2 separate regions of the Homo sapiens genome follow, and region 2 is linked to region 1. Evidence: chromatin loops called from intact Hi-C (ENCODE). Cell type or tissue: thyroid gland. All regions are shown on one strand. Links, peaks and the distances in the headings refer to the core of each region. The heading gives the core; the rest is flanking DNA.

Evidence for each region. Peaks named below come from ENCODE experiments on the same cell type or tissue, not always from the same donor. Only the 100,000 strongest peaks of a DNase experiment are listed, where the experiment ranks them.
Region 2: a loop joins it to region 1, with 2.1 times the contacts of the local background. A loop is called at or near these places in 4 of 110 quality-filtered maps.

Annotation. Positions count from the first base shown.
Region 1 is chr11:126,716,192-126,731,428 of GRCh38, forward strand. The region is part of intron 1 of KIRREL3 (kirre like nephrin family adhesion molecule 3); the gene reads right to left. It overlaps LOC105369561 (a long non-coding RNA gene), which reads left to right and starts at 11,979. Exons shown (of 3, transcript XR_007062941.1): 1 at 11,979-12,052; 2 at 13,327-13,459; 3 at 14,353-14,425. RefSeq lists an enhancer at 303-597. In thyroid gland, for the core only: no CTCF peak of the experiment used is centred there; no DNase peak of the experiment used is centred there.
Region 2 is chr11:126,853,704-126,868,940 of GRCh38, forward strand. All of the region lies in intron 1 of KIRREL3 (kirre like nephrin family adhesion molecule 3), which reads right to left. LOC105369559 (a long non-coding RNA gene) reads right to left here. Exons shown (of 5, transcript XR_948149.3): 5 at 1-15,237. Among named protein-coding and RNA genes, the nearest start is that of KIRREL3-AS2, 79 kb to the right of the region's middle. In thyroid gland, for the core only: no CTCF peak of the experiment used is centred there; a DNase peak (open chromatin) is centred at 8,288.

The DNA of each region.
Region 1 (15,237 bases), core at 4,481-12,480:
GAAGGAGAGGGAGGCGGAGGAAGAAAGAGGAAGGGAGGGAGCTGGAGAGCAAGATTTTGAAACTCTTAAACTAAGAAGAGCAAAGCAGCTAATATGTATGGAGCACCTGCTAGGTGTCACGCATTGAGCTAGGTGTCATTTCATTATTATTTGATCTCATGCTAACACCACCTTGGTGTTATCTCCCTCATTTTTATAGGTGAGGGATGGGTGCTCTGAGTTTCAATAACTTTGCCCAGAACCACAGCGTTGAGGCTGTAGGGAGGTTAGGATTGGAGCTCAGGGGACAAAGCCTGTTTCAGATGACACAGGTCAGCCACATCCCAGGGAAACAGGAAGGGACTGACTTTTATGGATCTCTAGCTCCCATCTAAGTGATACTGATGGAGCACAGAAGATTCCTGGGGACACTCACTGTGGCCTGTGAAAACCTGGGCCTCCAAACACCAGGGGGAGCTATCACCCTGGAAGAAACAGCCAAATGCATCTGAAAACTGGCCATATCAGTCAAAGAAGGTATTTACTAGCCTGAGTGTGAGTGTGAGTGTGTGTGTGTTGGGGGGGGGGGGAAGTGTGGGGGAGAGTAACAGCTGATTCTTTCTAGCTGATTTTCATTTTATACTGGACCTCATCTAGATGGGATCCACCCATTATTTGCAGTGGGTGCCTGTTTTGTTTCCTTTCCCCTGCTTGTTGGCTGCTGACTCATTTGCCCTGGTTACCTGGGAAGGCGGGAATGAGCCTAGGGCAGGCATAGAGCTCAGCGCATCCAAGATGATTTGGTGCGTTTTTGACAGATGAATGACCAATGGGAGGATGAACACGTGCTTGAACTGGAAGGGTTCTGGAAGAAGCATTTGATTCTTCCTCACCCAGGTCAGATCACCATCTCAAACATCACTTTAAAACAAAGAACGCCACAAAGGGAGATTTCTTTGCCTTCCTTAGACCTTCACGCTGGTCCTTACCTTCAAGGCTGTCCTCGCTGGACTTTAGCTGTTGAACCCACTGGCATCCTTTCGGAAGCCTGAGGTTGGGAGTTAGGAGAGAAGCTAATTATTCTATGGTGTCTTGGATATGCTAACAATAACAGCTCCCGTCCAAGGCTGTCATGTTATTTAATGAAATAGTGGAAGCGTGATTATAGTTTATAAACTCAAGTACTTTGACAGTGGTCACTGCTCTGAAGGTGCCACTGTTGTACAAGTGGCTATGTGAACCAGCAGTGATAGAATGTCCCAGCTGTTGGCTATGCCTTACCCTATTACCCTAGATCTATTGACTCAGATGCTTTGAAAGTTCTCGCGGGGAACTGTTCCTTGTAGACTCTGCTCAGGCAGGTTGGCGTGGCCAGGCTTGGGAATGGCTGTCACCACACACCTTGTCCTCCATCCTCACTCATCTCTGTCCTCCTGCTGGCCAGTCACCCCCACCTAGTGGTTCTCGTCTGTTTTAATGAGTTCAGAGTCATTGCCAAACTAAGTAGTCAGCTTCCATCAGTGCTATTCTTCATGTTGAGCCACAACATAAAACACTTTATTGCAATTACAAATAGCAAAATTATTTTCTGCCGAGCCTCAGCATCTGAACTTAATGGCATGCTGTAATGCCACCCTGCGCTGATGTGTGGCATATCTAATATCCATCTTTCTTAGAAATAACAGTGTTCAGAAATTAGAAGGGACTTTAGCAGTGAAATAATTAATGTGGATAACCATCATAAACGGCACAAATGGAACAAATACAGATGGTAGTGAGCCGTGATTGCTAATATGCTAACCTGTTTTGACAGAACTCTACATTTTTTCATTGGGAGGTTCATGGATAGAAGTTAAAATATCCCTTGCCTCATGACAAGAGCTTTGTCTTTCTGGGTAAGAGATTCAATGATCTCCTACCTGGGCAAGGTAGCATCACCGGAATTTGCGCTGAGAGGAGGGCTTGCATCCCAGCTCTGGGCTCTCTCACACCCTTCCATCTCCTGCAGCCACATTTCTGCCCTCTGCCTCAGGCTCAGGCAGGCGGGCCCACCCAGAACTGCAGCCAGACACCCACCTCTTCTGTGCTATGGCTCTGAGGGAGGGGCAGGGGCTCCCTGGCTGGGCTCACTCAGTGGGAAGCAGCTCTTTGAAGATCCTAGCTGCATGCAGGTGCAAGTTGCGGAACCCAACTCCAAGAGGCTGCACGGAAATGAAAAATTGCCATAGAAAGATGACTCACCAAATCACAGACACTAAGCTATTGAGACAAATATAAGGACGAGGGTGTTTGGGGGCACTGGAAACACTTGGCTGTGCCTGCTTTTGGCCCTGCTGGCCTTTAAGCAGCATTAGCAGCAGAAGGGCCATCCAAGTTTCTCTGGATGAGTCAGAGGTCCTCAGAGAAATGCTGGAGGGCAAACTGGGGAAGGAAGGTAGAAAGGATCTAGCTTTAACTTATTAAGGATAAGTGCTGTGCTTTACACATATTTTATTTACTCTCAATAATAATCATTTGCCGTGGGCATGGTAAGTTAATATTTAAGATGGGGAACCTAAGAATTAGACAATAAGTGATTTGCCAAGTTCACCAGGGGCAGGGAAGCTATGGGCAGAGCGGCTAGGGATTAGGGTCACACCACCCCGGCCAGGAGCCCCATTGATACGATACAGGGGGCCTCACTGAGTCTTTCTGCCCCAGGAAGCCAAGCCCTCCTCTCTGATGCTGAATCCCAGCCCCCTTCTCCCACTCAAGGGCGTTGATAGAAACCTTTGTCTCCTTTCCCTCCAGAGTCATCATTCCCCCTTTATTTAATCATCTTCTTACAAATATGCTGTAATATCTCTAACTTTTTTAAAATGGAGAAGCCTTTCTCATGTTTGTTTTCCTCCTGCTATACCTCCTTTGCTGTGTTCTCTTTTACAGAACTCAGAAGAGCTGTCTCTCACTGTCTCCTTCATCTAGACAAACGCATTTCCCTTCATTCCGACACTCGGTAACCCACTTATTCTGGTTTTGTCTCAAATCTAAAAATACGCCACTGAAACGGCTTCTTCCTAAATTACCAATGACTCCATGTTGACAAATCCAATGGTCAACTCCTTGTTGACACAAATGGCCAGCTCTTCTGTTTGAACGCCTTCTTCTCTTAGCCTCTGGGAGAGCAGTCTCTTACGGGTCTACTCTTACTCACAGCTACTCCTTCTCCATCTCCTTTGCTAGTTCCTCCCCATCTCTATTATTCCCAAATGTTGGAGGACCTCAGGGCTTCTCCGAGCTGTCTACATTCACTGCCTAGGTGATCTTACTTAGTCCCATGGCTTTCATTCCACCCGCATGCTGAAGTCTACTTCCTTGCTGGGCATTTCCATTTGAACATCTCTTAGGTTTCTAAAATGTAACTCATCCACAGCCAACTCCTGCCTTCACCACACAGCCCCTCCCGCTAGATCCTGTCAAAATCATCCCTATCTCAGCCAATGGCAACTTATCCTTCCTTTTGCGACTTCTAAGGCCACAACCTTAGAAGTCATCCCTGATGCCTTTCTCTAATACTTTATCTTTCAATCTTTTATCCAGAAAATGACCACTTCTTACAACCTCTGCTGCCCCCACCCTGGTCCAAGACAGCATCACCTTGCATCTGTTGAGGCTCCTGAGAGACGCCCTGCTTCTTCCCTGCTTCAGCCTCTTCTTAACCCAGTGGCCACAGCCATCCTTACGCAATGTAGCAATGTCAGTTGGATCTGATCGCTCCTCTGTCCAAACTTCTGATGGCTTAGGGTCAGGGTGTGGTCCCTCTGCCTCTGATTTCAGCTCCTACTCATCCCCCTTTGACTCATCTGCTTCAGCTGAACTAACCTCCTTTCTCAAGCCAACCTGCAGGCTCCCTCTTCAGCTTCTTGGTCCTTACTATTTTTCCTGCCTCTTGACTTTGTCTTATGTTTCTTCATTGAACTTATTGCCTGACACAGCATATATTTATTTGTAAATTGTCTGAGCTCCCACTTGAATGTAAACTCTTTGAGGGCAGGGGCTTAATGTGTTTGTCCACTACTGTATCTCCAGTGCTCAAAATAGTAGGTGCCAAATAAATATTTGCTGAGGGGATGAATTTAGACCTGGTGAGACTCTGCAGTCCTTGCCTGTCCCACCAGCCCTCACGGCAGTGTTTGCATGCAGGAGATGCCATGTTTGCATGGTGGGGCTGTATCTGCCTGGCTCCCTAGTGATATGAAGTTCTAAATTCCAATGAAATCTCAAATCCCTCAAAGAAAGATTTTACCACTCTGGTTAAAAATCAGACCTAGAGGAAATATGCTAGATTGCAGGGTGTATCTAAGGAAATAAAAGCATTAGGTGGGTGAAAAATTGCAAAAAACAAAATTACTTTCAACTTAGATCTGAGGAGTTTAAATTAGTTCACTCCCATGCCCAGTGTAGGTGAAGACATTCACCACCCAAACACAGACACTCTTGAGAGCGAATGAGAGTTATAATTATCATAGTTATGTTAGGGCTGCAGGCACAAGCCAAGACTGTCCTAGGCAAACCAGTTATGATCACCCTCATGAGAGAGAAAGGAATTGGCTTGTGGCTGGGCCAGGGCACATGCAAATGACGCTGTAGGGCTGGCATTGAAGAGGAAGCCTGGGAGAAGGTGGGAGAAGATAGCGAGGGGACCTGGAGGAGAGGAGTGTCCAGGAAAGGGCAGAGAGCAGGAAGATCTGGAGTCATACATTAAAGGGCAGGGGCAGGGAACAATCTGGGAGAAAGGTCTATTTCATGTGCTTGAGAGAGGGGAGAGAGAGAAACTGGGATTCCTAGGGAAGAAGCTAATTGGGCACCAGCCGAGCTGGCAAGGGAGGGAGCCCTGAAATGAGAACAATTTTGGCTGAGAGCCAAAGTGTTTTCTGAGACAGACTGAATGAGAAACAACATGGTGATTTGGAAAGAACTTTGAGACTAGATTGACTTAGTCTCAAATTCTGGTGCTCATTCGCTTTGACTGTGGGGATGACACTGCTTGTGCTTAGCCTCAGTTTCCACAAGACAGCACCTTCCTTAAAGAATCATGAGGCCGGGCATGGTGGCTCATGCCTGTAGTCCCAGCACTTTGGGAGGCCGAGGTGGATGGATCATCTGAGGTCGGGAGTTCGAGACCAGCTTGACCAACATGGAGAAACCCCGTCTCTATTAAAAATACAAAATTAGCTGGGTATAGTGGTGCATGCCTATAATCCTAGCTACTCGGGAGGCTGAGGCAGGAGAATCGCTTGAACACAGGAGGCAGAGGTTGTGGTGAGCTGAGATGCGCCTTTGCACTCCAGCCTGGGCAACAAGAGTAAAACTCCGTCTCAAAAAAAAAAAAAAAAATAGAATCATGAGGAATAAATAAGATAACACATGCAAGACATCTAACACAGTGCATGGCACAGAGTAGGTGCCTCTCTGGCAATAGCAAAGAAGCCTGCTCAAGAGGACAGAGATTGAAGGCCAAGGCTTCATTTTGGATTTGCAGAGAGAAGTCAGGGGATGAGCTTGAGCCCCCATAACTGCGCTCTCCCCTAGGGTCTGGCAAGGAGGCCTTGATACTGAAGGAAGGATGATAACAGGGTGCGTTGGAGGGACAGCTGCAGCTTCACACCTGTGAAGAGCCATCTGGGTCACCAGCACGGTCCCTGACATAGGACAGCTCCATGTGGCTGATACTGGGATGGTGCCTCACAGTCAAAAAGCCTCACAGTCCAAAAGCCTTTTTGTGTTCCAGAACCATTTGTGAGTGCTCTGGTCAGAAGCGAAGGGTTCCCATGGAAGTCCTTCCCTGTGAACAATGTCAGGACCCCTTAGCATGGCAGTCAAGGCTCCCAATGATATGTCATAATTTCCACTTCCAGCCTTGTCTTCTGTCTGTAACTCTACTGTATATACCTCATGATCCTGCCAAACTGTTCCTCAAGCACCTGCTGTCACTTCTCTCCTCCATCCCAATCTATCTGCCTGAAAACATCCTGTTTCCAGTCATCAGCCCTTGGCTGACACTTGAACATGGCAGAGTCATTCCACCCCCAGGGGTCTGGACTAGCTGTTCCCTCTTCCCAAAAGGCCCTTCTCCTGGCCATCTGCATGGTTCACTCCCTCACTTCCTACAGGAAGTCTCATTCACCTTTTGGGGATTTTTTTCCCTACTGAAATTTGAAGCTCTTTCTCCAACATTTCTTGTATGTATTTATTTATTCCTGATTTATGTTTTCTGTTTAGCTCTTCTGACTATCTAACTTACACCATATCAGGGGTTGGCAAACGATGGCCCTTGGGGCCAAATTCAGTCCACTCCCTGTTTTTGTAAATAAAGTTTTATTAGAACACAGACATGCTTACTCATTTATGTATTGTCTATGACTACTTTCATGCCACAATGGCAAAACTGAGTAGTTGCAAAAAAGACCACAAGATCTGTAAAGACTGGAATGTTTACTGACTAGTGATTAGCCTTTTCCAGGAAAAATGTGCTGAGCTGTGCTCTAACTCATGCATGTCATGTACTTTATGTCTTCCCCACTAGAATGTAAGCTCCGTGTGGACAAGGATTTTTGTCTGTCTTCTGAATTACTGCATTCCCCGTTATCTGGGAAAACAACTACTCAGTACATATCTGTTGGATGAATGAATGAATGTTGAAAATTCTATTCATTGGCAAGGCCTAGCTCAAATATCACTTTTCAGGAAGCACTCCTTTGCATCATGGTGATTTCCGCACGAAATCTCATTTCTCTTACTAGATGGTAAGCTTCAAGCGTCACCTCTATCATGAAACTATCCTTTGTCTCCCACGGTGGAATTGGCCTTTCTTCATCTATTCCTCTTACAGTCTTCTGTGGCTGCACATAGTGTACGGTAGGTATTGCGGTATTTGACACATGTTGGACTCTCCACTTGACTGAGATTAAGTGGGTAGGGACTGTGGTTTGTTCGTCTCCGTCCCAGGCATCTATCTCAGAGCCTGCAGCCCTGACACATTGCAGGTACTTAGCATACAGAGCTGGATTTCCCCCACTGAAACCTCCACAGCCCTCCTAGCAGAGACAGACACACTTTTAGTAGGGGCTAAGCTATGTTTGTGGAGTAGAATGAAAGGCAAAGGGAACAGTGCTGAGCCAGAGAACACAGCATTAGTGGGAGCTGTGGAGAGGAGGCTAGAAATAGGCAAAGAAGGGAGGGGACAGGCTCTGTTTCATTTCACTCTACCATAAAGAGGTAACAATTTAAAAAAATCAACTCTCCTCAGCCTCCAGACACACATGCTCTGTGGCATCATTAAGCAGCTGGTGCCAACATTTACCTCACACCTCCCTTAGTAGGCAAGAAAGCATTTCCTAAACCCTTCTCCTCTATGCTTTTAAAATAAAGGCCTTAGTGGATCTCAACTTCAGCAAACAGAACATTTTCTACTTTTCTATACTGTAAGATTTTTGAAAGCAGTGACTGTGTCATTCTTTTATATTCCTAGTACCTAGACCATGATGACATAATAATAGATGCAGAATTAATTTTCATTGAGTTACATAAATGATACAATATGAAAAGAGAAGGGAAGAAGGAAAGATGGAAGGAAAAGACTTGCACAGATGCTCTTTGTGACTCAGAACTTTGGAAAAAGTCCAACGAGCAACAAAATACTCAAAATACTTTAAATGAAGGTAAAAACCATCATTGTTTTCTCTCTGCCTAGGGTTTTTAGGAATTTTCTTCTATTCAAGATCATAATTGCAGAAAACTAGACCAATGATCTGATTGCTTTCATAAGCTCCATGATGATTAAAAGAAGTGTAGGCAGCTCCAAGGCCACACATGAAAAGAGAAATGCTGAGGCTGTTCCATTTGAGCCTTTTTGTCTTGCTTGGCTCTTTGTCAAAACCAAGTCTCCTTCTGGAGATAGAGATGCAGATCACCACCTACCCCAACTGTTCCCACTTGACTTAAGAGACAATGTGGGGAAGAACATCACCCCCATTTCAACCTTCAGAGGCAGGTTGCTTCTGCCACGGCAAGGAGAAGATCACTTTCTGTGTAAGATTTCTGATTCCTGTCTCCTGCAGGTTGGTTCATTTTCTTTCAAACACCTGTGCTGTAATATGCTAACCTGATCCTAAGACAGGCCCCAACTAGTACACACGCAGATCCATGCACACCCACACACATGCACATGCAGACTTATTGTCATAGCTTGTATCTCTTATGGACAAGATGCAGAGTGAGTGAGCCAGCAGATGGACACCCTGGAGGTTCGGAGCCATGTCACTCCCTATCAGCCCTCTCCAAACATCCAGGCAGGATCTGGGAGGGACTGCCCTTGAGATGGGTGGGCTCCATGAATTTCCAGCTGAAGCAACACGTTTCTGTCCCCAAGGGATGAAGAAGTTTCTTCAGCTGCTCTGTAGATATGTCATGTCGAGATTGAATTCAGGTATAGTTTTAGCTGCCTTCCTTCTTGAAACTTCCCTCTCCCCGTTTGAATTCCAATGAGGCATCTTTTGAATGCTGAGATTGGGAAGCAAGACTGAGACCTGCTTATGGGCCAAGGGTTCTTAGTATTAGATAAGAGTCAGGATTATTAGACCTGCCTATGGGCCAAGGGTTCTTACTAATAGATTTTGAATAACCATAAAAACAACTTTCCTGCATTCCTCTTTATCATAGATCAACTTGTCAGTTAGTCATTCACTTAATGAGTATTTATTGTACCTTGACTTTGTGTCAGGTAGTGTGCTAGGTGCAGGAGTAGATATTCTTATTTCTGTTCTTCAGATGAAGAGACAGAGGTTCAGAGAGGTGAGGGGTTTCAGTGGAAAGTGGCCGAGTCAGGAATCAAAAGCCTGTCTTCTGGTGCCTGCTTAATGGGGTTTTAACCAATGTGGGTATTAGGTGAGAGGTGGCCAGGAGAAGGCAGGACATTAGGGGTTATTTCTTAAGCCTGTGGGTAACCACTGAGGCAGCAGGCCAGAAAGTCACGTGACCCAGTGTGATGTATGGGAGAGGACAGCGTGGTGCCTCGTATGCCATGAAGAATTAATCTCAAGGAGATGCTAGTGAGCTCCAGAGACTTAGCATCAGTGCCAAGAGATCAAAGATATGATATCTCTGGCAGAGTGCGCTATCAGGAGCGATCAAAGCAAAAAAAAGGGTTCATTTCAGTGCCCTGTGCATTAGTTGCCTGACTTGCTGACTCTGGGCACAAAGGAAGCAGTCATGGTTTGGAAATGGTGCTAACACCCGCATGGGCATTTCTTTCTTGACATCTCCATACATCTCATTGTTGCCTGTCCATAAACAAAAACATTATCATGCCCATGGGTTTGCCCCCGCTCATCCCCAAGCTGGCTGTCCCCGTTTTCTTCTGAGTGTGTTTGTGTGCTCAGTGGCTTTCCTGCCTTCCTTGGATGATGGTGGTAGAGGCCGTCCTTGTCTGGAGGAGGCCTGTCAGGGTGCACTGCTGCAGGCTGGACCCTGAGCCCGCTCTGCCCTCGCTGCAAGGCTGCTGCTGGGGTGGATGTGCGGGGCTGGTGGAGCTCTGTGGCCTGGGTCCAGTCTGCACAAAGGCAGGGCCAGGGACTACAGAGAGCATGGGGGGAGGCATCAGGATTGGCCACCAACTCACTGAGGGACTTTGTCAAGTTGCTTCCCCTCGCTGAGTCTCAGTTTCCTTATCTGTAAATCAGGCAGTTGGTCTGTGTCAGTAACTTTCACCCCCAGTTTCTCTGGTGATGTAAGTTTTCCAATCAAATTATAATAACCCAAATAGAGGAGATGCCCCATAAATACTTCTTGAATGAATCAAAGCAAATCTATAAAGATAAGCATGGAAACATGTGGACTGCAGTGGACAGGGCCCTGGAGAACGCCCTTCTGAGTGCCCTCCCTCCATTCTAACCCCCTGTGTCCCGAAGTGGGTCTCTAAGGCCCTTCTGTGGAACCCTAAGGCTCCACTGAACCCAGCTTGACAACCACAAATATGGACTTTCTTGTTTCTTAAAGCTCTGACATTCAGTGATTCTAGGGGAACTATTAAGTCTCAAATCCCTTACAAATTAATGAAAGATCTCTGACATATTTTCTAGAATTTTTCCTCAGAAATTTCCCTGGACTTCTCTGGGGCTATCCTGTTGGCTTTATGAAAAAGTCTGAACTACACAAGATGCCTCCTTTTTTTCTTTTTAGATGGAGTCTCCCTCTGTTGCCCAGGCTGGAGGGCGGTGGCATGACCTTGGCTCACTGCAACCTCCTCCTCCTGGGTTCAAGCGATTCTCCTGCCTCAGCTTCCTGAGTAGCTGAGATTACAGGCATGCACCGCCACGCCTGGCTAAATTTTGTATTTTTAGTAGAGTTGGGGTTTCGCCATGTTGGCCAGGCTGGTTTCAAACTCCTGACCTCAAGTGATCTGCCCACCTCGGCCTCCCAAAGTGCTAGGATAACAGGTGTGAGCCATGTGAGCCACTGCGCCCAGCCACAAGATGCCTCTTTATGAGAGGATCCAGTCTACCTTTCCAGCTGTTTTTTCCCACTCCTATCATTTCCCTTCTCCTAGCAAAACTCTGTATTGGCCTACACATGCCAATGTGTTGAGCATGCCATGCGTTCTTGTGCCCTGCATCTTTGCTTTTGCCATTCCTTGTGCTATTGTTTTTCCACTTTCTTCCTGCAAAACTCCTATTCATCCTCTAAGACCTGGCTGTGATGTCCTGGCTCTTGAACGGTTCTACCTCTCACTCACTCACACAGGGAGGTCAGCTGCTTCTTTCTCTGAGCCGCCTTACCCTCTGGGACACGCCTCCAGCACAGATTTCCGCGTAGCCTACCTTCACTCATCTAGATACATCATCTTCCCTGGCAGATGGAGTGCTTCTGAAAGGCAGAGACTTAGCTTTGAATTCCCAGTGCCTAGCATGGAGCCTGGTCCATAAAAACCACTCCATCCATGTTCATGAAATGACTGAGAAACAGCAAGGGCTCCTGTGCACTTGGGTGTGGCTCCAGAAGAGGCAGCTTCTGTGGCTATTCCCCTTGGAGGCCGGCTGGCCACTCTCCCTGCACAGAGCAGGCTGGCTTCGCCATCACAGGCTGCTTCTCAGAAGCTCAGCTACCTCTCCTTCCTCACCTCCCAGACCCCTCGGAAAGTGTTCCCCACCAGAAATGTCTTTTTGGTGGCCTCAACCTGAGAAGGAAGGCTACAGAGCTTACAGATTTAAACTTAAATGCATAAACAATTCACAGTGGTCCCCTGGCTTAGGCTGAATCTCAACTTGGAGGACTTGGTGTCCATGGTAAGTCTGGAGGCCTGAAGGTGGGAGGCGCTCAGCTGTCTGCAGCAGCTGTACCCTGCACCCTGCCCAGCAGGCATTTCCCTGCTACATGGCTCTCCTCCCAGCTCCCTCGGGGGGGTCTGGCCCTCCCACCCTGGGTGAGCTGCATTTTTGTGGTCCTCCTTCTTCTAATCTCTCTGCCTGCCTCACAAAGTGGAGAATTCGATTTTCTTCCCAAAGAAAATCAGATTTGACTTAGCTCCATCCATTTTCACAATTGCTACGGAAACGCTGTCTCTGTGAGGACAAAAGAACTAAACGAAGGACTTTCAGTGGGGGAATGAGCACGTGGACACAACTGTGCCTCAGTGAGAATCCCTTGCAGACCTGGGAGAGACATCTGCAGGCAGTGGGATGCGGATCAGAAGCCCTGGGTCCCCAGAGTCCAATGATGAGGAGACCCGGAGGGAAGGAATTGGCTTGAAGTAGGGCTGTCTCGGGGGTGAGCATTTCTCCCGCAGCCCCACACCCAGCAGCTCTGAGAGAAGCCAGAGCCTCCTGATGCACCTGGCATGACACTGGGACAAAGGCAATCCATTATGTGACTGGTATATCAGAGTCACAGAGGGGCTGGGTGCAGCAGGGTAAAGAGGCTGCAAGGTCACAGATGGACAAGGTGTGGCTGTCACAGCTGTGGTGGCTGGCCCCATGAAATAATTGGGACACCAGGAGGGGCAGGGTCAGAGGACCTCTAAATAGCTCTGTAGTCTTGGGTGAGTCACTTGAAGCCCCCAAGCCTCAGCTTTCCCATCTGCAGACCAGGGAGAAATATCACCTACCTGGTGGGGTGTCCTGGGGCTCAGTGTTCTCCCGTGGCATGCTGCACATGCCTCTACTGTGCATGAGAGTGTGTGTCCCACCTCCCACCGTGTTAAAGCATGTTGACCATGGGTGTGCTTTCCCACAGGAGTGTAGGCTTCCAGAGCAGGAAGGGGTGCGTCTTACTCACTGCTTTATTCCCAGGGCCAAGCACCCTGCCTGGCCCCTGCGGAGCTCAGGGTGTCTGATCACCTGAGTGAGATGATGTTGGTTAGAGTGCTTGCCACCTGCTGCACACAGGAATTAGCTTCCAGGCTGAAGTGGGGCCAGTGTAGGGCCCACAGGAACCTGGACCACCTTGACTCTTTGTATAGGGAGGGGAAAGGAGGCAGGAGAAGCCCTGAGTACTTGTCAGTGGAGTGAAGCCTGTTAAGCTTTAAGCGGGAGGATTCAGTTCAGTAAGTAACTTCGTCCCCTGGGAGGGCCCCCAGGTCCCTTCTGTGTTGGCTCCATGGCCTCTCTTCTCTCCTGCATTAATTCAAGTGAGGAAGGCCTGAGCTTGCCTCCCTGAATTCCCTGCACCCCACAGACGCTGCCCCATTCTCAAGGTGCCATGTGTAATCAGGAAGCAGACGCTAGCTCCAAAGCTTTCGGGGCAGAGGGAGGAGGGCAATGGCTGGGCAGTGGGCTGTCCTGTTGCTGAGGAGACCTTGAGGAGGAGGCTTTTGGGGCAGGCATGCCTGTTGCAGGCTTGGAGTGGGCCCTGGGGAGGGGCAGTACCCTCTAGGCCAGAAAACACAACTGGGCCATCTTCCCTCATCTCTAGCAGAATGGCTGCCTCCTTAGTCCAGACTGAGTCCTGTGGAATGTGTGGTTGGAGCAAAAAGATGAAGAGTGAGTCTAAGAGGTCATGAAGAAGGACAGACCCAGTAGACTGTGGCTCAGCCTTTCTTGGGAAGCAGACTTCTAAGAAACAAGCACGCTGGCTTAACAACAAATCTAATTCTTTTAGGGAAAAGAGGTAGTGCATGGATAAAATGTGGAAAGATATAGAAGAAGAAACAGGAAGTGGAGCCTGGTGAGGAACAAAAGGTGTCACAAGGCTCATTTTAGGGACATATTGCAGGAGAGACAGGAAATTGAAATTGGCGCCATTCTTCTAGATTGCCCAGAGTCCTCCAGAGTCACAGGGGGAGTCAAAGGGTCAATAGGTGCTTCTCCTTTGCAGCCTCAGGGAGTGATTACCTGCAATATGCCAGGGTACTGTCCCTGTAAACAATGAGGCTGGAAGGCAAGAAAGGAGCAGCTCCCTGGCATTTTGCTGCTGGAGCACGGAAGCAGTGCTGGCCAGGAGCTCACAGGTGGGTGTGAACCTGGGGACCCTCCGTAGATACTCATGGGGCCCCGGGCACTCCACTGGACAGGTGAAAAGCTCACAGCTCAGGGTCCCCTGCTATTTTATGAGCTTGGGAGGTTTCTGTGTCCAGAAGCACAATGGAGGGAGCCCCTGATCATAATCACTAAGAGCACACCATGTTTGCTGCTTTTAACTGTTTCCAAATCCTTCTAGTTCATAGGCTCCTCTGCTCCTAAACCAGTCCTTTGAGGTATCTGGCAGACAGTTTTCTGCCCTTCCCTTCCTTGACATTTCTGTGACATTTGGCTCTGTGACGGCTTCCTTCTTCAGGAAACTCTTTTGTTGTCTTATTTCTGGGACACCCTCCTCCGGAGTTTCCATTCCCTCTCAGTCCCCGTCCTGACTCTCATTCCTGTCCCCAGCCACTTAAATGTTGATGTCCCTAGGTTCTATCCCCAGCCGTCTTCTCATTCAGAATTCCCCTCCTCAAAGTAGATTCATCACTCCCAGAGACATTTACATCACGTCTCCACTTAGCCCTTGGCCCTGGCTCTCAGCCCCGCAGAACCCACTGCCGACTAGCCCCATCCACATGGGGGCCCACAGGCCCCTTGAGTGTGACACGTCCAAATGAGTTACTCACCTTCTCCTCCCTCTTCTCATCATCTCTGCACCATCAACATCCCCTAATTGTCCACCAGAAATCAGGGAACAATCCTGGCCTCCACCCTCTCCTCACCCTATACGTCTGGTCAATCATGCCTTCCTCTCAACCTGACTCCTACAGGTATCTTCAACCTGTGCCCATTCTCGCAGCTCTGAGCTTATTCCATACTACATAAGTTTGCTTAGACTGGTGGTTCTCCACCATGGGTGATTTTTGTCTTCCCCACCTAGGGGACATTTGGCAACGTCCAGGGACAATTTCTGATGGTCACAACGAAGTGGTTGCTACTAGCATCAAGTGGGTAGAGGCCAGGGATGGAGCTGAACACGATACAATGCACCAGGCGGCCCCTGCAACCAAGAACCAAAATGGCGGTAGTCCCCAGGTAAAGAAAACCTGGCTTACAACATGCAATACTTTTCTTTTTCTTTTTTTTTGTTTTTGAGATTGAGTCTTGCTCTGTCACCCAGGCTGGAGTGCAGTGGTGCCATCTCGGCTCACTGCAACCTCCGCCTCCCAGGTTCACGCCATTCTCCTGCCTCAGCCTCCCGAGTAGCTGGGACTACAGGCACCTGCCACCACGCCTGGCTAATTTTTTTATATTTTTAGTAGAGATGGGGTTTCACTGTGTTAGGCAGGATGGTCTCCATCTCCTGACCTCGTGATCCACCCGTCTCGGCCTCCCAAAGTGCTGGGATTACAGGCGTGAGCCACCGCGCCCAGCCAACATGCAATACTTTTCTAACTGGTGTCTCTGACAATCAGGTTCCCCTTCAAGCCACTCTCTTTGCTGCCTCCTGCGAGAATGCTTAGCTTACAAATGAATCTGTCTGCATGTCTCCATTTCCTAACTTCTCAGCATAGTTTACAAAGCTCCCTATGATCTGGCCCTGCCCAACTCTCCAGACCCACCTTCCATTTCTCCTGTTAGTCCATGCCCCAGCAGTACTAGATAATCTGCCGTTCTCTGAGTAAATCATGTTCTTCCATACCTCTGGGCCACTGCCTAGGTCTCAAATGACCCTATCCCAGGGTCCATCCCGCTGTGTCCACTGTTTGCATTGGGTCAGAGCTTACTTAGTCCTTCAAGACTCAGCCCGAATACCATTTCCTGG
Region 2 (15,237 bases), core at 4,106-12,105, 140 kb after region 1:
AAAAAGTAATTCTCAAAATAAGTTTCACATAAACTTAAAAAAAAAACAAAACAAAACTTCCTTGACCTCCTTTCAAGGTCTCCGGCTCAGTTTTGCATAAAACTTTTCTGCATGTTTCATTCTAAGTATATGACAGGGACTTTACATTTCAGAGATTAAGAATACAGTTCTCAGTGTCTAGTTAATGATATTAATAGTGGGGCAGAACGTATTAATAAATACATGGTGACTGATCTTCAAGGTTAATTATTCAACCCTTTGCATCAACAAGTAGTGCACATGAATCATCTCATGGGAGTCTCCTCTTACAGCATTCAGGGAAAAGGGTTCTCCAGTCTTGATTGTGGATCTTTTTTTTTTCTTTTTAGTAAAAACAAAGCTCCTGTTAACATATGGCCTAAACTCTTCCAGTAATAAGTTTCTTGTGTGTGTGTGTGTGTGTGTGTGTGTGTGTGTATGTGGTGTGTGGTTTTTTGTTTTTCTATTTTTCTCTTAATAGTTGATACTTCTTTTTAAAAATTGTGTTAAAATGCACTAAAATAAAATTTATGATTTAAACTATTTTAATGGTAGAGTTCAGTGGCATTAAGTACATTGTACATTCATATTATTATGCAGTATGAATATGCCACTACCACCCATCTCCAGAAAGTCTGTACCCATTAAATCCTAACTCCTCATCCCCATTACCTCCAGCCCCTGACAACCACCTTCTACTTTGTCTCTATGAATTTAACTACTCCACGGACATCATATAAGTAGAACCATACAACATTTGTTCTTCTTTGTCTGGCTTATTTAACTTAGCATGTATTCCAGGTTCATCCATGTTGTAGCATGGGCCAGAATTTCCTTCCTTTTTAAAGCTGAATTATATTCTATTGTAAATATAGACCACATTTTGTTTATCCATTTGTCCATTGATAGATGATCCGGTTGCTTCCACCATTGACTATTGTGAATAATGTTGCCATGAACACGGATGTACGAACATCTGTTTCAATCTCTGTTTTCAATTCCTTTGGGTATATACCTGGAAGTCGAATTTCTGGTTCATATGGTAATTCTATGTTTAATTTTTTGAGGAACCTCCATATTGTTTTCAACAGTGGCAGCACCATTTTCACATTCTTACCAACAGTGCACAAAGGGTCCAATTCATCCTCTGCAGTCATTTCAATCTCTTTCTCTCTACTTGGAATAACTAGCCACAGCCCTCGTTATAGTCCTTCACAGATATAGATTCACCCTTGTCTCTAAGTCGTGGCTGTGGTACAGATGTGGAGTCCGAGGCACAGAGCTGTTCAGCCCCAGCCCGAAGGCCCAGGGCAGGGCAGAGGCAGGAGTCATCCCAGCGGCAGTCTGGCTCAGGAGCCTGGAAACTTCATCATCATCACGGTGTTAGATTGGCTGTCAGAGAAACTGCTCTTAGCCCCTCCTGCAACCTTATTGATATGGTTTGGATTTGCATCCCCACCCAAATCTCACATCAAATTGTAATCCCCTATGTTGAAGGAGGGCCCTAGTGGGAGGTGATTGGATCATGTGGGCAGATTCGCCCTTGCGTTCTTGCGATAGTAAGTGAGTTCTCAGGAGATCTGGTTGTTTAAAAGTGGGGAATGCCGGCTCCTGCGCCTTCTCTCTCTTCCTCCTTCTCCAGCCATCTAAGACGTGCCTACTTTCCCTTTGCCTTCTACCATGATTTTAACTTTCCTGAGGCCTCCCCAGCCATGCTTCCTGGACAGCCTGCAGAATTGTGAGTCAACAAAACCTCTTTTCTTTCATAAATTACCCAGTCTCAGGTGGTTCTTTATAGCAATGTGAGAATGAACTAATACACTTATTTTTCAAATTTGCTGTTCTTCCACTCAGAACTGCTTCATGAAAAGTAGCATTATCATATGTGTGAGACATTATCATGTGTGAGACTCAGTGAGAGGTGAGGCTCTGGCAGCCAGATGGGGCAGGCTTGCCCATCAGCTCCATCACCAGCCTTTCCAGTCCTGAGAGCTTATCCTCCTTTGCTTCCCTGGCTGTGAGTTTGGGTGAGGTCTAATGCCAGACTTGACATGACCAACCTATGACTCTAGGAGATGGTCTGTGCCCTTTTCCCTCCCACCACCATCTCTATGCCCTCTGGGCTCCTTCATCAGGGTTTCTCTGGACCTGGTCTAGGCTGTGGGCAGGCAGGAGGGGACAGGGCCTATGGACCCAGCAGGGGCTACATAGGGAGATTTGGAGGCACCAAAAGGTGTTCTTGCCCTTGAATTTCTTGAAAAGGACACTGGAGAGCCCCATCTTCCCTCTGCCTGCAGCCTAGTATTTCCCAAAGTTGGTTCCTGGGATGAAAGTCCCTAAAATGCACCTTTCAAAAAGGGTTCCAATGCTAAGTAAGTTTGGGGAACACTTTGTGGGGTATGTGTCTCTGCAGAGCCATATGCACTTTGATATGGTAAAGGCTCTGGAAAATTCCACAGTAATGAAACCTGTGGAATTAAGCCACAGTATCCACCAAGATCTTCATTAAAATACAAACACATAACCAGGATGGGAACTAATCAAAGATAACAATCTGTCTACCTCTCAGCTTTGCTTCTGCATTGAAATGTTGGAACGGGGAACAAGTGAAGACAAGATGGCCTTTAAATTTTTTTTCTCACATTATTTAATTAAACTACTTGATCTTTCTAAGTCTTCATGTTTTAAAGTATGATTTAACGTAAATGTAACACTTGCTCATGATAGAATAATCAGACAAGTATAAAATTAAAATGAAAAATAACTCATAATCTCAACAGCCAGAAATAATCACTATTAGCATATTGAGTATTTTCTGATAACATTTTTCTAAGTATATATATATATATATATATATATATATATATATATATATGTATATATACACACAGACATATATTTTTTTTTTCTTTGAGACCGAGTCTCGCTCTGTCGCCCAGACTGGAGTGCAGTGGCGCCATCTCGGCTCACTGCAAGCTCTGCCTCCTGGGTTCAGGCCATTCTCCTGCCTCAGCCTCCTGAGTAGCTGGGACTACAGGCGCCCGCCACCATGCGCGGCTAATTTTTTGTATTTTTAGTAGCCAGGATGGTCTCGATCTCCTGACCTCATGATCCACTCACCTCGGCCTCCCAAAGTGCTGGGATTACAGGAGTGAGCCACTGCGCTGGGCCCATATTTTGTATTTTTATGAAATGGTGAGCATGCCAGGGATAACATTTTATATTTTGATTTTTTTCTTACCTAACATTATAGCATGAGCATCCAGTTTAACTGAGTGGAACTGTCTCCTGAAGGTTTATGAGAAAGAAGGCACTCACATTTACGTGCACCTATGAGGTGAGAGAGCATCTGCATTTGAGGCCACATTTTATTCTCACATCAACTTTATGGTAGACATATTGCCTCCTCCATACACTGAAGGACATGAAGCCCAGTGGGGTGAGAGGGTGGAGAGCACACGATCGATGCTCCTCCCAACCCTCCAACATCTCTTCTAGAGTCCTGGGTGCCCAGCCCACCCACCTGTGTGCCTTGCTCCAATGGACCCCACCTGTGACTGTGTGCTGTCTGCTGCCCTTGGGCCAGCCCAGGTGCTTCACCCTCCTGCCTGCCCCAACTTGCAGAGAACAGGAATTGCTTGGCAGTTTATTTAGCCAATGATTGCTGTGGGAGGATGAGTATTTGCTTAGAAAGTCCAATACACTCTAAGCTATATGTTACATCCTAGAGCTTCCCAGCAGGATCAAGCTGAGACTGGGACTTTACTTAAAATCACACTTCTGTTTGGCATCATCCCTGTCTCTATTCTGCTTCCCTTTCTTCTTCCTGTTTCTCTTGGGAGCATCTGCCTAGGAATCCTTGCTCAGGGTCTGCCTCTGGGGATTGATCTGAGACTGGTATTTCCTTCATGGTCATATGTCTTAAAGCAGAAGCAGCATTTCCAGGACTTGAACTTAGGTCTTCCAGACCTCAGAGTCAACCGTTTTTCTATCACAGACCCTTCCTTGCCTGATTCCAAAGGAATCAGCCAATGCGTGTGGGAGAAAAGTCTTCAGGCTGTGGGGGTGGGGTGGGTGAGGCTGGGCCCTCTAGCTGCCTGGGATGTGAATGGAAGGAGGACTGCAGGTGGCTGTGTGCAGTGGGAAGCTCATGAAGGATGAGAAACCTACCGCTATCCTCTGTATACACACACCTTGGGGAAATTCACTGTGTCGTGCCTCAGCCTTGCCCCAGACAGCCACAGGGCTCAGGGCACAAGCTGCAGATGAAAGAAGTAATGGGCTTACCACTTTAACATGCTGGCACCCAGCCAGGTCCCCACTTACCGTGTGAACTGCCTCGCCAAATGTGCCAGGAGCCTCCTGTACGAAGGCCAGAGAAATGTGACTGTGGGCTCATGCTGGGAAGCAATTTGGTCCATTTCAACCATCATGTCATGGCAGCAGAATACACAAATATAGACTAGACTTGTCCAGGGGAGCTTTTCTCTCATTAACCTTGAAGGATGACGCACATCCCGTTGACGGCTGCTCTGGAGCCTGTGACTATGAGAGGCCAGGTTTGATGAAGCAATAGGACTTAAACAGCAGACATTAGTGCTGCCAAATGCATTTTTCTTCTTAATACACTAAAGATCCATCATAAATACTGAGAAGGGTGTGTGTGGGAGGGACAGAAAGGCTGGGATGATGTGGCAGGGTGCATATGCTTGCCATTGGGTGCTGTCTGTCGTCAGCAAAAGAGAATAATCTCTCAGTTCTCACCTCCTAAGAAGTTAGCAATCTCTCTGTCTCTGTCTCTTTTTCTCCTCTCTCTCTCTCTCTCCACATGCACACACCTCCAGTGTGAGTTCTCCTCTGCCATTCACAAGGCAGACTCATATTTTGGCTTTGATCTCATAAGAGGTCAGTAGCAGTGTCTGTGATGTGTGTGTGTGTGTGGTTTTCTGTATGGGTTCTGTGATCAGAAGAGGGGCAGAAATGCTTGTGATGAAAGATGTGTAAACAGTTCTGTGCAGAGACAGCTGATAGGCAGTGTCTTCTGCAAATGATGCTAAGGGAAAGACTGTCCTCAAAGCCATCTCAGTCATAGTGCTATTTATGGCTGGAGTGGCAGAACACTCTTCACCTGGATGTCAGGTTGCTAGAAGGGACAGTGGATTTTCCTAGGAAAAAGATTATTTCAGGAAAGAAGCATGGTTTAAACAAGGCTGAGGTTCTGCTCCTGGCTGTGGCATTTAGGAGAGAAGTGGCAGCCGCTGAGGGATGAGGACTCCAGCTATGTACAGGGTTCCTGGTTTCCCACAAATTGACTTCATGTGCTGCTGAGGCACAAACACTCTCTTAAAGAAGTTCTGCAAAGATAACTGTTGACCTTTGCTGAGCTACCTTGCAGGTAGAGCCTTATAAAGGAGACTTTATAATATACCAAAGAGAAAGAAGCCCTGTCCTTGGTTCCAAGGATGGGAAGAGGAGAGGAACACAGGCTATCTGGGGGTGAAAAGTGGTAATGATAATGAAAGCAAATATGGAATATATTAGCTTCTTTAATTCTCACGATGGGCCCAAGAGGGAGCTTCTATCATTATTCCCATTTTTACTGAGGAGGAAACTGACACATGGCAACTTATTCAAGGTCACTGAGCAACATTTAGCAGAGCTTGGATTGGACCAAGGCAATCTGGTTCCAGGGGCCACATTTTGAATCATGGTGCTATACAAGCCATTTTATAAACAAAGAGCAACTGAACTGGACAATGGATAGCAGCCTCAAAGGACAGGAGGAAGCCAGGCCAATAGGAGGAGGAGGAGGGGACCCCCAAACTATATCTGAGCTGCAAAAGCTTGTTCATAATCTAATGAGAGAAGCCACACACATAAACACTCATGGAAAAGGCTTATAACTCTGACAAAAACATACATAAATTGAATTGACATTAAAGGTAAAACTACACCTCAACTGGGGAAGGAACATAGGTGTGGAAATAAGTTTCTCCCCAAGGTTTCTTCCTCTTCTTCTTGGAAGAGAAAGTGACCTCCAAATGAACCAGGTTTGAGGAGAGGAAGGAGGATGAACCGAGAGTCCATGAGGCAGCTAGGGTTGCTTGTTATAGCACCAACCTTAACCTGAGTCTTGCTATTTCTGTTTTTGGCCATGGCAACATATCACTCCTTCCTACCTCACCCTCCTTTCTATCTCTACATATCTCAGTTGAAAACCAATCTTTTCTTTTTTGGAATTGTCTTCATCATTTACTTCTTTTCTGCTCTGATTTACCTTTAGAGCTGTATTAACTCTGACGTTCTACTATTGTCTGAGAAGCGTAATCTGAAAGGGGACAGACATTTTTGACCAATAGATTAAGTAGCAGGAATTCAGGAAGGGAGTAAGGAGGATAAGGAGAGAAAGAGGGAGGATGATATTGGAATTAATTTCAATACAACAAACAGGTAACGAGCATTTGTGATGTGCCCGTTGCTGGTACTTGGTGCTGGGAATATAAAAGATAAGTTCTCCAACACCACACTGTGAGCTCCCAGAGGGTAGGAACTGACACTTAAATGTGTAATGACATGACAATCTGATTAAATTTAATAAAGGCGTGGGCAATGGGTCTGGGAGCACAGAGAAGGTTGCCTTTATTTATGTTTCAGGCAGAAAAGCTGGGAAAGTTATAGAAGTGATATTTAAGAGCCTCAGGTGTTGGGAAGGAATTTGCTGAATGAAGAAGGGAGGAAGAGCATTCCAGGCAGAAGGAAGAGTTTGAGCAAAGGAGGAGAAGTGCATGACCTTCTCAAGACGTAGTGATTGCTCTGGGTGTGGCCAGGCAGCAGGCGGCGTGGAGGCAGAGGGGCCAGGCAGCCAAAGGCCTTGGATTAGGGCTGAAGAGTTGGGACCTACCCTATAAACAACGTATAGTTGTTGAAGGTTTCTAGACAGAAGAATGGCTTGGGGGGCTGTGTGTTTGAGAGACTTCTTCCCAACCACAGGGTGGAGAATGGGTGGCAGGCCAGTGAGGAGGCTCCTGCCCTGGTCCAAAGGAGAGAGGCTGAGACTCTTAGAATGTCCAAGGAGAGGGCAGAGGTACAAATGCAAGATGGCACCCGTGGACACATTGAAAGTTTAGTGATCCTACACTTGATTCTTCTCGCAGTTTCAGAAATACTACCTCCTTTGTACCACTCTTGGTACGTGCCACCTCCTATACAAAGCCTCTCCTGGTGCTACCAGAGGCAAACAAATTCTCCCTCCTTTGTGCCCTCCTGCTTTATGTGTGTAGCCTTTCTCTCTGGGTTCTCTAGATTTATTTTAATTTGTGTACTCGTTTTGTTTGTTCTCACATGGGTAGGGAAAAGGGCAAAGCTCTGGATGTTTGAAAACTTGTTTTGTACTAAGGATATTGTTCTTGATTGCTGCATTGCCCTGGGAAAATTAATTTACCTCTTTGAAGGCTTGGTGTCATCATTTCTGGGAATGTAACATTTAGGCTGCAGGCAGGAAAACAGCACCCATGCAGGTGTCTGCAAGGGAGAGTGAGGCAGCCCAGAGGTTAGTAACAGTAGGCAGCCAATCCCAGGCTAGAGGTACAAAGGAAGGAGGTAGTATTTCCTGAACTCAGGAATCAAGACCACCCAGTGGGAACTGGGACCACCCAGAAGACTCAGCTACTCTCTTAGAAGTGATACGGGGCAGAGAAAGAGAGATGCAGTACCCTACTTCTCCCATCCTCTACCCTCTAACCCCTTGACAGTGCCTTCCGTTGGCTGAACCTACACGGTAGCCAGTTGGCCAGGAGGTTTGGGAGGTGGAGTTCACAGGGAATAGTGGGGAATGGATCTGAGTGTGCCAACTGGCAAATGACCAATATAAAAAATTCACAAAAAGTCTCTGGCCCTACTTATTTCACAGGATATCAGTTAGAATCAAATGAAATGATACATGTAAAAGCCCTTTGTAAATTACAGAGAGCTATGCAAATGTACGCTGGTATATTCACGTTTTATCTGGCAGTCAAAAAAATCTGCATTTAGCTGTTATGAATTCTCTGCTGACCTGGATCTGAAGTGGAGTGTGGACTGACTGCTTCTCGAGGGATAGTCCTTGAGGTGTGGACGTCCAAAAGGCTGCCAGGGATGTCTGGGGGCACATGGACTGTACCGTGTGATACAAAACCTTCCTGCAGAAGATAAGCTTCTGGGCACCTGTCTCTAAACCTTTCCCATCAGACCAGTTGAGTGCACATGAGCATGGCTCGTAGGCACCTGGGCATGGAAAAGGACCTCTCCAGCTCTGCCCTTCTTGGCAGTGAGCAGTTAGCGGCCCTGAGGAATGAAGCCACAGCCGAGTGAAGGCGTTCCATGCTGTCCAGGTGATGGAGGGAGGAAATTGAAAAGACATTCAAGAGTTTCCTGAGCTGAGCTCTTCCCCTAGCATCATGCTGTTCATACTACACATGTTGTTTTGCTCCTGATGATAAAGGAGATGCTAGGGTAATAGGGCTGACGCAGTTGAACCCTGTAGTCTCTTCAGCCCCATTAACCCACATCCACCCAAATGGATTCTCAGCCAGTCCCATTAAGACATCCTGTCAGAACCTTCCCACGTCATTTGCAGAGTGAAGTGAATATCAATAAAATTGTAACGAGTAATTATCCCAGCTTCACTGACTCTTACTGGAAATGAAGCCAGCCCTCTGCTGTGGGTATTGACAAAAACTCCATTCCTCCTGGGAGCTGCTTTTCTTCCGCTGGGTAAATCTGATCCATCTCAGCAGATACCAGGTGTGCTAGTTTAACATTCATGGGCACATGGGCAGCAGGTTTGGAAAGGGGACTCTAGCCCCTGTCCCTTCTGGGCAGTGAGAAGCCCTGATGAATGAAGAGGTTCACTGCTCTCCACGCTGCGTCAACAGAGCGAGTGTTGCACCAGGAGGCAGGGCACCTGGCTTCCCCAGTCACTATCGACTACTCCCACCGTCCACCCTAACTCCATCAGGCCTCATTATTCCATCTATACCACAATAGGTCCTTTCCAGTTCTGGCATTCTATGAGCTGAGAGACAGAACAGCCACAGAGAAATCAATCTGCCAGAGAGTGATGCATTTGACAGTGTAGACACTCGAGGCCCGGTCTACATTGCCAGGCATTTGAGAAGCAGACAGAATGGGAGCTTTGCTGGCAGTTTCTCACCGTGGCTTTCTGACCACAGAGAGCCCAAGCATCACACCTGCTCTGTGGTCATGACAGCCAGCACTGGGATACCAGAGCTGTGAGTGACAAGGTGTTAATTCAAGGCTTAGGGAGTGTGATGGTTAGGGACTGGCCCACCCTTTCCTGTTCTCTGCCTGCTGTCTGAAAGGCTGTCAGCACCTCCTGCTGATGGCTGGCTGCTGGTGACTTGCTGCCTGCTTCCCCCACATGAAAGTGTGGAACACAGCACGAAGGTGTTTCTGCAGCACCTGGGCTGCTGGCTTGGAACGTGCTACCTGTGGGGGAAGACTGGAGGACTGCTCAGTTGCTGTTCTGTGCTGGGATTCCAGCCTCCTCTTCCTGGCTGCTCAGGAAAAGACAGCACAGGCCAAGCTGGGGTTCCAGAAGTATGAATATGTGGGGAGGTGGGCATGGGTGCATGTGAGTGTGTGTTTGAGTGCGTGTGTGTGTTTGAGTGCGTGTGTGAGTGCGTGAGTGCGTGTGTGAGCGCATGTGTGTGAGTGCGTGTGTGAGTGTGTGTGTTTGAGTGCGTGTGTGTGTGAGTGCGTGTGTGAGTGCGTGTGTGAGTGTGAGTGCGTGTGTGTTTGAGTGCGTGTGTGAGTGCGTGTGAGTGTGTGAGTGCATGTGTGAGTGTGTTTGACTGCGTGTGAGTGTGTGTTTGAGTGCGTGTGTGTTTGCGTGCGTGTGTGTGTGTTTGAGTGCGTGTGTGTGTGTTTGAGTGCGTGTGTGAGTGTATGTGTGAGTGAGTGTGCGCCTGTGTGTAGCAGTGTAGTAGCGGAGGAACAAAGAGGTACAAAGAGGAATGGAATCAGTGAAGCTCAGATCCTTAAAGTCACTTTAAGTTGGGTTTTCAGGGGGGATTTTACAGGCTTCTGGGGAACCCCAAGTAGGTGGTATTCCTCTGCCCTGCCTCCCTCCCGTGCCAAAGCTCACACAACAAAGGTAGGCTGCAGGTCTTGCCTGGCTGCCAAAGCTTTCCTAGAGCCAGGGGGCCAGGAACAAGTTCTGTGGGGACCCCTGTTACCTGGCTACACCATGTGTTAACCCAGTGCTGGCCAGGTTGGTTCAGATGACACAGGTGGTGAAGTGGGTACTAGTTTCCTCCGCTCCTCCCCAACCGGGCATCCTCCTTAAAGCTGAACACTTGGCTGAAGAGAGGGTCTGACCAGACAATTTATATTACAAAGTATAGAGCAGGATGCAACTTATAAAAGCCCTTCCTTATCTATTTTTCATGTGAAGTGGAGAAGGTGGAGTTATTATTCTCATTTTAGGGATAAGGAAACTGAACCCAGCAATGAACTTGGAGTGCCAAAGTTCAAACCCAGTACCTCACTCCATCCCAGGATCTCTGTCTCTTACATGAGGGGACAGTGGCTTCCAAAATAATTCCAAGGGTGCTGATAAAGGAGCATCTCCGCTCCTTTTTCCTCCATGAAACTTGGAGAAAGGCAGGTGTGGGACCAGGAGGGCTGCACAGCTTGCAGTATGCCTGCCTGGCCATGGTGACATGTGACAGCCACATGGTAGAGGTGAGGGTGGCACAGTTCTGGAATTCTTATTCCCTGGGAAGGTGCATTGCCCCACTCCTGTTAGCAGCAAATATAAGACTTGGGCTATGTGTCTGAACTGGTCTTGGGTAGTCTCCATTTCACAGACTCCAGTCTGAATTAAGCATCAACCTGCTTGATCTTTTTCCATAAGAAGTAGTAACCAACATTGAATTGCACTATGTGCTTCACATGTATTCATCTCTCACTGTAAACCCACACATTTGGTATAGAATTATCCTTGTTTACAGACGAGAAAACAGGAATAGAGGGAAAATAAATTGCCTTGAGTGCATGCCTCTAAAGCTGATGGAGCTAGGATTCAAATCCAGGCCACAAGGGCTACTTTGGATCCTCCCTCTCCATCATGCATATACCACACCATCCTTCCCATGCAGCTCATCCACCATCATCTGCTCACCTGCCTGTTTTCCTACTGGCCTTAGGTGTGAACAGAGTACATGTCCTGTTCATGATTCCATGGCCGGATCAAAGAGCTCCTCCTCACTCCTCCCTGCAAGCACCTGTGCATGAACCCACCCATACCTGGGGCACTTGTTATAAGGCTCAGGGAATTATGTGACTTGCCTCCAGGAATCAAGGCGCCTCCAGCTTGGACCAGTTTCCTGGATCCCAAGGCCTCTTTCTCTTCTGCCCCTGGGCCACATTGCTAAATATATCCCTGTATGAACCCATTTACCATCTGTAGCTAAAATGCCTCTTGACTGTTCTGAGCCAAGATTAGAAGTCTGTCTAAACGTCAATGATTATTTCATCGGCTAAAAGCAAATTGACCAAGCTCACCCTCCCTGCAGACTAAGAAGGCTCTCAGTCTATTTGTAGCTCAGTCTGATGTGCAAGAGGCGGCTGCTCTGAGTTGAGGCTGCCTGCTGCTTTCTGTACCAATAGGGTTTGCTGAGCGGGTCATTGATGTGTTTAGTCTGGGATTAGTAGATACTTTGGTATAAGTCAGCAGACTCGGGTTATCGAAGCAACAATGCCCCGGTGCTTGCACACCCTGCAGGGCCACCACAGCAGAATCCCATGGGGGTGGGGAGCTCAGGTGGGCAAGTCCCTCATGGAGGTCTGCACACCTTGTTCAGCAGTGGACATCCTGATGCTCACAAGGAAGAGTTTGAACTGAACATGGTCTTTGAGAAACGTGCAGAGATGTGACCAATTGTACAGGACCCTGAGGGATCGACGAAGTCTCTGTTTCTGTCTATTTTGAATTTAAGGAATGAGAGCAGGGACTTGGGTGGAAGAAAAATGCACAAAGAAGTACAGAAGTTTTCCTTTCCAAAAAACTTCAGCAGAATTTTTTTTTAAAAGTGAGAGCTAGAGAAAAATACTTATATATGTTTCAGAACATGTTTTTTCTTTCTTTTTTTTTAATTTTAACTTTGTTTTTCCTTGTGATCCCAAGCTTCTCACCTCCACCGAGTTTCCGGCTGCCTCCTCTGCGCTGAATAATACAGTAGCCAGCCCAGTAGACACAGCCCATTGCTGGGCAGGAGGCTCCCAATACACAGGGAAGGGATTGTTCATTTCATACATCATTTAAAGCCTGCTGCAGTGATTTACCGGTGTCAGCCTGTCTTTGGAGCACAGAAGGAGAAGAAAGAGAAATATGTATGCTTCCATTGTGTATCTGGACCTGGATCTTAGAGAGTGATGGGGGAGGGAGGCCGACTGGGTTTTCTTCCTTATCTAAACACTGCGGAGAAGCCAAAGATTACCCCACAGTTAGGAAGAAAGAGGATAGGAAAGTGGTTGATGTCTTGCAGGGAGATGCTGCTTCCCTTTCCACCTGGCCTGGCCAGGCAGGGAGGGCTGCCTTCCTACAGCCTGTGTATAGTCTCCTCATTCCCAGGTCCTCTCACTTAGATCCATCCTGCACCCCTGTAAGAATTATCTTCTCAAAACCATGCTGATACCATGCTACTAAGGACGTAACACCTTTTCCCCAGGCAAATGGAATCGCTCCTTGCCAGTGACAGTGAAATAGGAGGGGGGCCGGGAAGTGCAGGAAGAAGGATGGGGTCCCTGGGGGGGGCTCCACCCTCTGGCCTGTGCCCACGGGCCTAAGTGAGGACAAGCCACTCCTGTTTTCACGCCCAAAGGTTGCATTTTCCGAGACCACTCTGGCCTGCCACCCTCCTCACTGCCCCCCCACACACACTGACCAGCCTATAAAAACCCCGAGACCCTAGCAGGGAGGAATACACCAGCAGAAGGACACAGTGGCAGACGCTGGCAGGCCATCAACGGCAGGACGAGAATGACGCAGACGCGAGGAGAATTTATTTGGTCAGAGGAGAGTCTGACCACTGCGTGGCCTGACTCCAGGGAAGACCACCTTCCCATTCCATTCCCCTTGTGGCCTCCGCATCCACCTTGCCGAGAACTACCTCCACTCAATAAAACCTTGCACTCATCCTCCAAGCCCACATGGGATCTGATTTTTCCAGTACACTAAGGCAAGAACCCAGGATACAGAAAGCCCTCTGTCCTTGCGATAAGGCAGAGGGTCTAATTGAGCTGGTTAACACAAGCTGCCAACGGACAGCTAAACTGAAAGAGCACACTGTAACACACGCCCACTGGGGCTTCAGGAGCTGTAAACACTCAACCCTACATGCTGCCTTGGGGTTGGAGCCCAAAAAACGTTCCCCACAATCTGCCTGTCTGCCTGCTCCCCCCAGGGGTTTGAGCAGCGGGGCATCTATGCAGCGAGCCACACTCCTATCACACAGCCTGCCATGGGGATAAAGGAAATTCTCCCGTTTCAATAGCAGGTCTTCAGGACCTGTGCTGGGACTCTCCTCTCATTACCTGCACTCCAATGGGTCCAGGTGCCTCGAGGTTCTACACACGGCCTGCCTTAGCCATCAGGCTTCCCATTCGGCTGTTCTCCAGCTTGGAATGCTGTTTCTCCTCTCTCCCACTTCCAAAACTCTTTCAAGGACCAACCTAACACCCACTCCATCTGTTACTCTTTCTGTAACTCAGCCAGCCCTTTCTGATAAGTCACTTCCCCAAACTTCCATAGCACTTCAAGTCAGCAATGACTGGGATTAGATAACAGATAATACTAGTATTAGTTAATAACATTAATACATTTCACCGAATGATTACCGAGTGCCATGCCCCATCAGGATGTGCTGGTAATATTTCCAGGTGAAAGAAATGAAGGCACAGCCTCTCTTGGATACTTATTTAAAGCTACATTCAGCTAGGATGTAAGTTGGCCAGAATCTGAACCCAGACTTTCTGCCTTTTTTATGAGCCTTTAACCACAATTTTTACTGCCGCTCAGTCCAGTATGACTTCTAAGGTAATTGATTTTTAGGTTTGAGTTTAGTTCTGCAATAAAACTGTGGACTCCCCACGGATGCCATGCATGTCTTATATATCTGTATCCCCTACAGCACCTAACCTCAGAGCTAGACATGCAATAGGCATTCAATATAAACTTGATCATTCATTGATTGGCCAGACAGCTCCCTGACTTGAGCACTTCTCTCTCTTCCCATTATGGAAATGTCTGAGTAATACAGCTCTCAAGGAAGACTGGGGGTGGGGGGTGGGTGTGAAGCGGGGGTGGGAGAGCATAGCCAGTTTGTCTTTAGGAGAGTCTCGTATTGGACTACTTCAAATTAACCAGTCAGATGTCTATTAAGCATGTGCTATGGCATACCACACACATGGAGGATGAGAGAGAAGGAAAAACATTCCTGTTACGAAGGTGGCAATGCTCAGATTGGAAGAAGCTGCACCAGTGCGGTCCAGCAGGGCAGCCCTTGACTGAGGGCTTGGCTGTGTGGGGCAGAGTGTGGATAAGGGCGTTAGAGGACCCCGTAGATCGATGTGGGTCGTCAGCAAGGCTGGAGAGGGCTCAGGAGAAAGTGTGGCTGGTGGGGCTTTGAGGGAGGGCCACGTCGCCCTAGGTGGAGAGCAAAGGAGGGCTGGGAGAAGGAAATTGCCCCTGATTCACAGCCTTCCCTCTTTGGTGACTGTAATGGTGGGGCTGGGATTCATTTAGCCTTTTCTCCCACTCCTGATGACTACTAAGCTCTGATGCTTGCTCAGTCTTTCTTACAGGTTGGTTAGGAGGGTAAAGTGTAGGAGTGTCATATACTATAAGCCCGGATTCTATCCACATGTAGGGGCCGATCATTATTTGTTATTGTCTCTGATGCTGTTAGTGCCCTTTCTTATCCTCTCAGCAGCATTCAACTCTACTGGCAGTCTGCTTGGGGCTGCTATAACCGAATACCATACACTGAGTGGCTGACAAACAACAGAGATTTACTTCTCACACTTCTGGAGGCTGGGAAGTCCAAGACCAAGGCACTGGCAGATTAGGTGTCTGGGGAGGGCCTGGTTTCCTGCTTCATAGACAGCTGCCTTCTGGCTGTATCCTCACTTGCTGGAGGGGCAAGAGAGCTCCCTGAG